Linked DNA regions of Mus musculus: region 2 is linked to region 1. The links are chromatin loops, found by intact Hi-C in ENCODE. Cell type or tissue: heart. All regions are shown on one strand. Each heading gives the region's core, and the rest is flanking DNA. Links, peaks and the distances in the headings are about the cores only.

Region 1 (2,807 bases), core at 142-2,641:
ATTAGGCAAAGTAATAAGACAAGGAAGTTTCTCTGGTTTTTAGACCATGCACATGTGGATTGGAAATACCCATGCTTTTGTGTATTGTGTGTTTCCAACAAAAAATATCTGTAGAATACAGTAACTGGAGAAAAAGATACAGTCCTAAGGAAACAGAGAACTGCTTCCAGGCTCGCTACATCTGGTTACCCTTGAAGGCGTTCTGCGCCGCGCTGGTTGCTGCGGTTGAGGCGGCGTTTGCAGCCGCTGTCTGAACAGTTTTATTGGACATCACTCCCGTTGCAAACTCTTGCTGGGCCTTCTCAAAACTAGCACCTGTTGTGCGGTACAGTCCATGCACCTGAGGAGGCAGAACCAAGGCGAGATGGTGAGATGCGATCCACACATTTGCTCAAACCACCCTGCCGTGTGCGAGGACCAGGCAGAGGTCAGAGGGGAGGTGGGGGGAACAGAAAAGAAAACCCATGAAATCAGCTTTTTACCCTAGGTCCAAAATAAACACAGGAGATGGCCATAGTGGGATTAACGGCGACACAGCGCCTTCAAAGACAGTAGCTGCCCTGTTCGGTCGAAGCAGACCAGGTTAGTCTATGCACTGGAGTACCTCCCCACGCAATGGTGTCGGACACCAACTTAACTGGTTAGCGGGACTCCCTCAGCACTATTCTGAATCATACGCTTCCAACCCCACACTCCTTACAAATGAAAACTACAGCTGAAGACCAGACATTTCAGGAAGTCTTCAAACAGTTAAAACACCTAGATTATCTTGGTTCTTAAAATGAACTAACTTCAAAACTTCTTTTGAAATACAAAAAGCCATTAGTAACTAGTGTACTAATGTGGGCATGAATATTTATGGGCAAGTTCCCAAATCCCATAGAAGACATAATGGAACCCAGGTTCTTCAGGGAATCCAACCTGTACTGCCTTCTTCTCACTTCAATGTTATGCTGTCCCAACTCTTAGTGATTGATTACTCAAAGGGAGATGTTCAGAGCTCCTGACAGCTCTCTGTGGCTCATTCCTGTCTTACTAACTGGCTCCTTTAGAACATCTACCACTTTTGCCCTGAAACACTATCCAGTACTTTGATAGTTCACTGTAGAAACAGAACAAACACAATAAGAAACAACTGATAGAAAATCAAACCTATTTGTGAAAGCTAAGGATTTCTGTCTATGAAGAAGCTCAGGAGATATAAATTCTTTCAACAGTTGGGCAGCGCAGGCTTAAACAACAATACCATGGCAGAAACCAAGGGACAATGAGCGTCCAACCCAACGATAACCTGGTCTAACTCGGGTAACCTGGGTTATCTCAGCTGTGAGATCTCAGAATGAGACTGAATCCTCAAAAGTACATTTACATCATCACAACAAACCAAGACTGCACAGCATGTCTAGAGGGGTGTGTGTGTGTGTGAGAGAGAGGGGGGGAGGGGAGAGGAGAGGAGAGGAGAGAGAGAGAGAAAGAGAGAGAGAGAGAGAGAGAGAGAGAGAGAGAGAGAGAGAGAGAGAGAGAGAGAAGAGAAGAACCGCCTGGCAACGCCTCTAGTCCAGAGCTGGGACTATGCAGACCTTCCTGAGGGCACGAACCGCCCATGAAGAGACTGACCCCTAGTGGTGACACGTTAGAGCTACATACTCCCTACAAGGGGGTCTGTGTGTTTATTTTTGATAATTTATTATTAATTTTTAAGTCAGTGTTGAAGAATCAGTACTCGGATCTCAGTTTACATCAGAGGTAGAAAAGACAAGAGGATTGATGGTTGCTTCAAATTATAATTTAGTTTATATTGCCATGTGTCATATCTCAGCATACCATATAAAAACATCATCTCATCTGACATCCTTAACTTCACAGGTAAGAGTGAGACAGTACCAGCTAACAGTGGATACGTGAGAGAGTCAACCAGTAACCTAATTTTGCATCTCAGATTTAAATTAGTTAAATCTAATTATTAACAGAGTATGCACTAAAATAGAGAATAGACACAATGCTGATAAATACTGTGACTTTATTGGGGAAATGATATTTATTCTGAATGCCTGACATGTGGATATAAGCTCAGTTATACAACTATCCCTTTCATGGAAAAGCAAAAACAGAAGGGGAGAAGAGTCCCTGAGCCTGCTCAGGACTGCCCGGCGTGCAGTCACTGAGTCACTGAGGAGTGAGCTCCCGGTGTCTTTCCTGTAGAACTGCTCTGGGGTGCTCTGCCCCTAGGCCTCTTCTGGCTCTATACCCCTATGTGCTCACTCAGGCTTCACTCACCTCAAGAAGCCAAAACTTCCCAGTCTGAAAACCCAGCCTAGATCTCTTTGCTTGCTTCTCCTTCTCTGTCTAGACGTCTACGGAGCTTATTCACACACATGGTCTACCAGTACTTGAAACCCCACGCCCCAGCCATGGCATCACCCTGACTCCAAACCTGCTCTTTTGATTTGTGCGTGTTGGGGGCGTGCCATCGAGCACCTGCGGAGGTCAGAGGGTAACATGCAGGAGCTGGTCCTCTCCTTCAACCACGTGGTTCCTGGGTCAGACCCAAGTGGTGTGCTTGGCACTTTTACCCACTGAGCCGTCTCATCAGCCCCAAACCTGTTCTTGCTAATGGCCATCCCCTAAGCCAAATGGCCTAGAGAAACCCAACAAGAATGAAGCCTGGCCTCTCTCATAGTGGGAGGAGTCAACTCAGGCTTCCAAGCCCTACCCCCTGCCCACAAATCCTCTATCTACTTCAGGATTACGTCCAAGCTTGTCATGTCTACCCAATCACTCTGTTCCCTAAAACACTTCAGTGAACT
Region 2 (2,807 bases), core at 38-2,537, 62 kb before region 1:
AGCAAACCCCACCCCATCCCCGAGGTGGGGTGGTAATGGGAGGCCTGTTAGAGACTGCTGCCTTCTCTCTTAAGGCTGCATCAGAGCCATCGCCGTAGAGCAGAATTCATTTCAGAAGGGACTGCAAGTAATTGGACACAAGCTTAATGACGTAGTTGTTTAAAACAATCCAAAAGTGGCCGAGTTACTTACTTTCTGCAACTTAAAGATTCTGGAGTTACATGGTGGCCCCCCTCTTTTTCCAACACAGGAATATATTTTTAAAAAGAAAAGTGCTTTAAAACACATACACACACACACACACAGAGTAGTCTGATTTTTTTCTGTGTGTGTGTGCTAGGCAGGCAGGATGTGTGAGGGACTATGGCCCTGGGTCCTGCTTTCCAAGGTTTCTTTTCTTTGTTGGGGGTCAGGGGTGCTAGGATCAAATTCAGGGCTCCAGGCACGGAAGGCAAGCCCTGCACTACTAAGCCATGTTCCTGGCCAATGAAAGGTGTTGGTTTTGTTTTTAATGGGTTTTTAGCTTAGTCATTCATGTGTTTATTTCCTATTTCCCCTTCCCTGTGTCACTGGATCATCCACTCGTGGACAGCTTGGGACCCGTTTTCGTAACTTTATCAGGGACCAGGTCTTTCAAACCTCACTGTAAGAGTATCTTAAGGGACTCCCACTCCTCCAAGAGCTTTGTCCCTAGAGTGGCAAGGAGCCTCAGAAAGAGTGGACAGGCCACAGCAGAGTACACAAGGCATGGCTTCTCAAATGCGACTTTCATTGGAAATGGGAGGCCATGGAGGCTCCATTGGGCCCTGGCCCTAGCTCTGGTTCGGTAATCAAGGAATACTTGGAAAATGCTACCTCCCCCATACACCCCCCAGTTCCCAACCCCCACTCCTCCCACCGCCACACACCAGACGCTCTTCCTCAGGCTTCCCACCACTCCCACCCAGAGACCCTAATGATTGCTCGTTTTCAAGGCAGGTCCTGGGAAATGGCACACATGAGATTGAAGTGAAGTGGAGATGCAGGGGTGGCTGAGAGGCAAGATTGCAGACTCAGGGTGATTTATCAAGCAGGTCATTAAGGGACAGGCTCCCAGCTTCCTCTAAGTGGGAGGCAAAGAGTCTTCTGTCCCTTTGTTCTTCCTGCCAAGATTGGTGCTGTTTTCCTTCATGGGGACCTCGGGCTCTACCCAGACGCGTCCCTGACACGTCCCTCGATAGCTCTGTCTGCCACTGCTAGAGGTCAGCATTGCTCCTTCCTTACCAAGGCTGCAGGCGCATCGCAGGCAGCGGGAGCTTTCTTGTTGCCAAGGGCTAAGGGTGCAGAGTAAAAGGGTGGAGTCTGCCTGGCAGGCATCATGGGGGTCAGCCCTGCAGAACCCCTTTAATAAGGCCCTGTCCAGCCCACAGAGGAAGAGCTTGTTTGGGGTGTAGCTTACTTTTAAATGCTGTGATTAGAGACCATGACCAAAGTAACTTACAAAAGAAATCATTTAAATGAGGGCTTGCTCACAGTTTCAGAGGGTGAATTCATGACCATTATGGCAGGAGAGGGGCGGCAGGCAGGCAGGCAGGCAGGCAGGCAGGCAGGGCACTGGAGCAGTAGCTGAGAGCTTCCACATTGGCACAACCCTGAAAGCGGGGTTGGGGGCATGAGCCTGTGTGCTAACCAGGAATAGTTTTGAAACTTCAAAGTGACAGTAGTGAGTGAATGCTTAAAGAGATGCCACAGATAAAAACACTCCCAGAGACCTCCCGGCTCAGAGATGCCAGACACGACATAGTTCTGAACGGCTCCTGCTGCTGACCACCAGGCCCTCGGCAGTTTGAGAGGGACAACTGAGTCCAGAGCTGTGACTGATATTTTGGAACTGAGAGGAGGAGCTTGGTCGGAAGCTGTCGACTGAGGGAAGACGCATCATGTTTCTTCTGTCCGTTTTGCAGTGTTGGCAGATAAAATTCTGCAGCCTCAGGATCACCAGTTAGAGCCTTTTTAAGGAAACAAACAAGACAGTGACCCAGTTCAGTCCCTCTTCATTTATAACACTGTGCATGAACCAAACAGTACCAGAGGTGACTGGAAGCTTTCCATACCATGGCTTAGTTAACGTAAAAACATGCCTCCTTAGCACACAGGCAGTGTGGGTCATGCTTGTCAGTTGCTTAGCATTTGCTGGTATAAAATGAATGCAAAATGGGGAAGGGAGGGGAAAGAAGGAAAGAGAGTGTTGGGGGGGGTTCATCTGTGCATTTTGAAGACCACCTGTCTTAATCAGCTTTGAGCCACTCAGCTTTTCTGGAGAGTCACACAGCCTGTGTGACATACTAGGAGATCATTCACTACTGAGCTGTGTGGTCCCGACCGAGTGCCCTGTGAGATCAGAGAAAGGGGAGGTTTGCGTGGGCTGACACAGAATGAAAAGTACTTACTAACTTTGAAGAGAGACAGACGAAAACTTAAAAAAAAAAAAATAATAACAACAGTGATGTGTTTGGCCGGTTCTTACAGAAGCTTGGTGAGTGAGGTGAGGCGGGGGAGGGTGGGGGAGAACCCGGAGCAGGGATGTGACAGCTGTGTGGTTTTACGCCTTACTCCAGCCTCCATCTCAGGTGCTGATGCTCACGGCCTGGCCCTCGCCCACCACAGGCTAAAGTACCTTATTATCTGACCCAGTGTTGACCATATGGCAGGCCTTTTCCAGAGAGGTTGAGGGTGGTAGTCAGAGGAGATAGAAAAGTGGCTCAGATAACGAATATATTCCGAGTGCCAACTGTGTTAATGAGTACCTCACCGTCACTGCTCACTGT

The links. A loop is a pair of places that touch in the nucleus more often than their neighbours do. Peaks named below come from ENCODE experiments on the same cell type or tissue, not always from the same donor. Only the 100,000 strongest peaks of a DNase experiment are listed, where the experiment ranks them.
Region 2: a loop joins it to region 1, with 5 times the contacts of the local background. A loop is called at or near these places in 13 of 42 quality-filtered maps.

What each region holds. Positions count from the first base shown.
Region 1 is chr13:94,203,824-94,206,630 of GRCm38, forward strand. It overlaps Scamp1 (secretory carrier membrane protein 1), which reads right to left. Exons shown (of 9, transcript NM_029153.1): 9 at 1-340. The coding sequence ends at 176. Among named protein-coding and RNA genes, the nearest start is that of Scamp1, 80 kb to the right of the region's middle. In heart, for the core only: a CTCF peak has its summit at 1,642 (motif pointing left); a DNase peak (open chromatin) is centred at 2,452.
Region 2 is chr13:94,142,248-94,145,054 of GRCm38, forward strand. All of the region lies in intron 2 of Lhfpl2 (lipoma HMGIC fusion partner-like 2), which reads left to right. Among named protein-coding and RNA genes, the nearest start is that of Lhfpl2, 86 kb to the left of the region's middle. In heart, for the core only: a CTCF peak has its summit at 1,258; a DNase peak (open chromatin) is centred at 1,264; H3K4me3 peaks cover 537 bases; H3K27ac peaks cover 1,143 bases.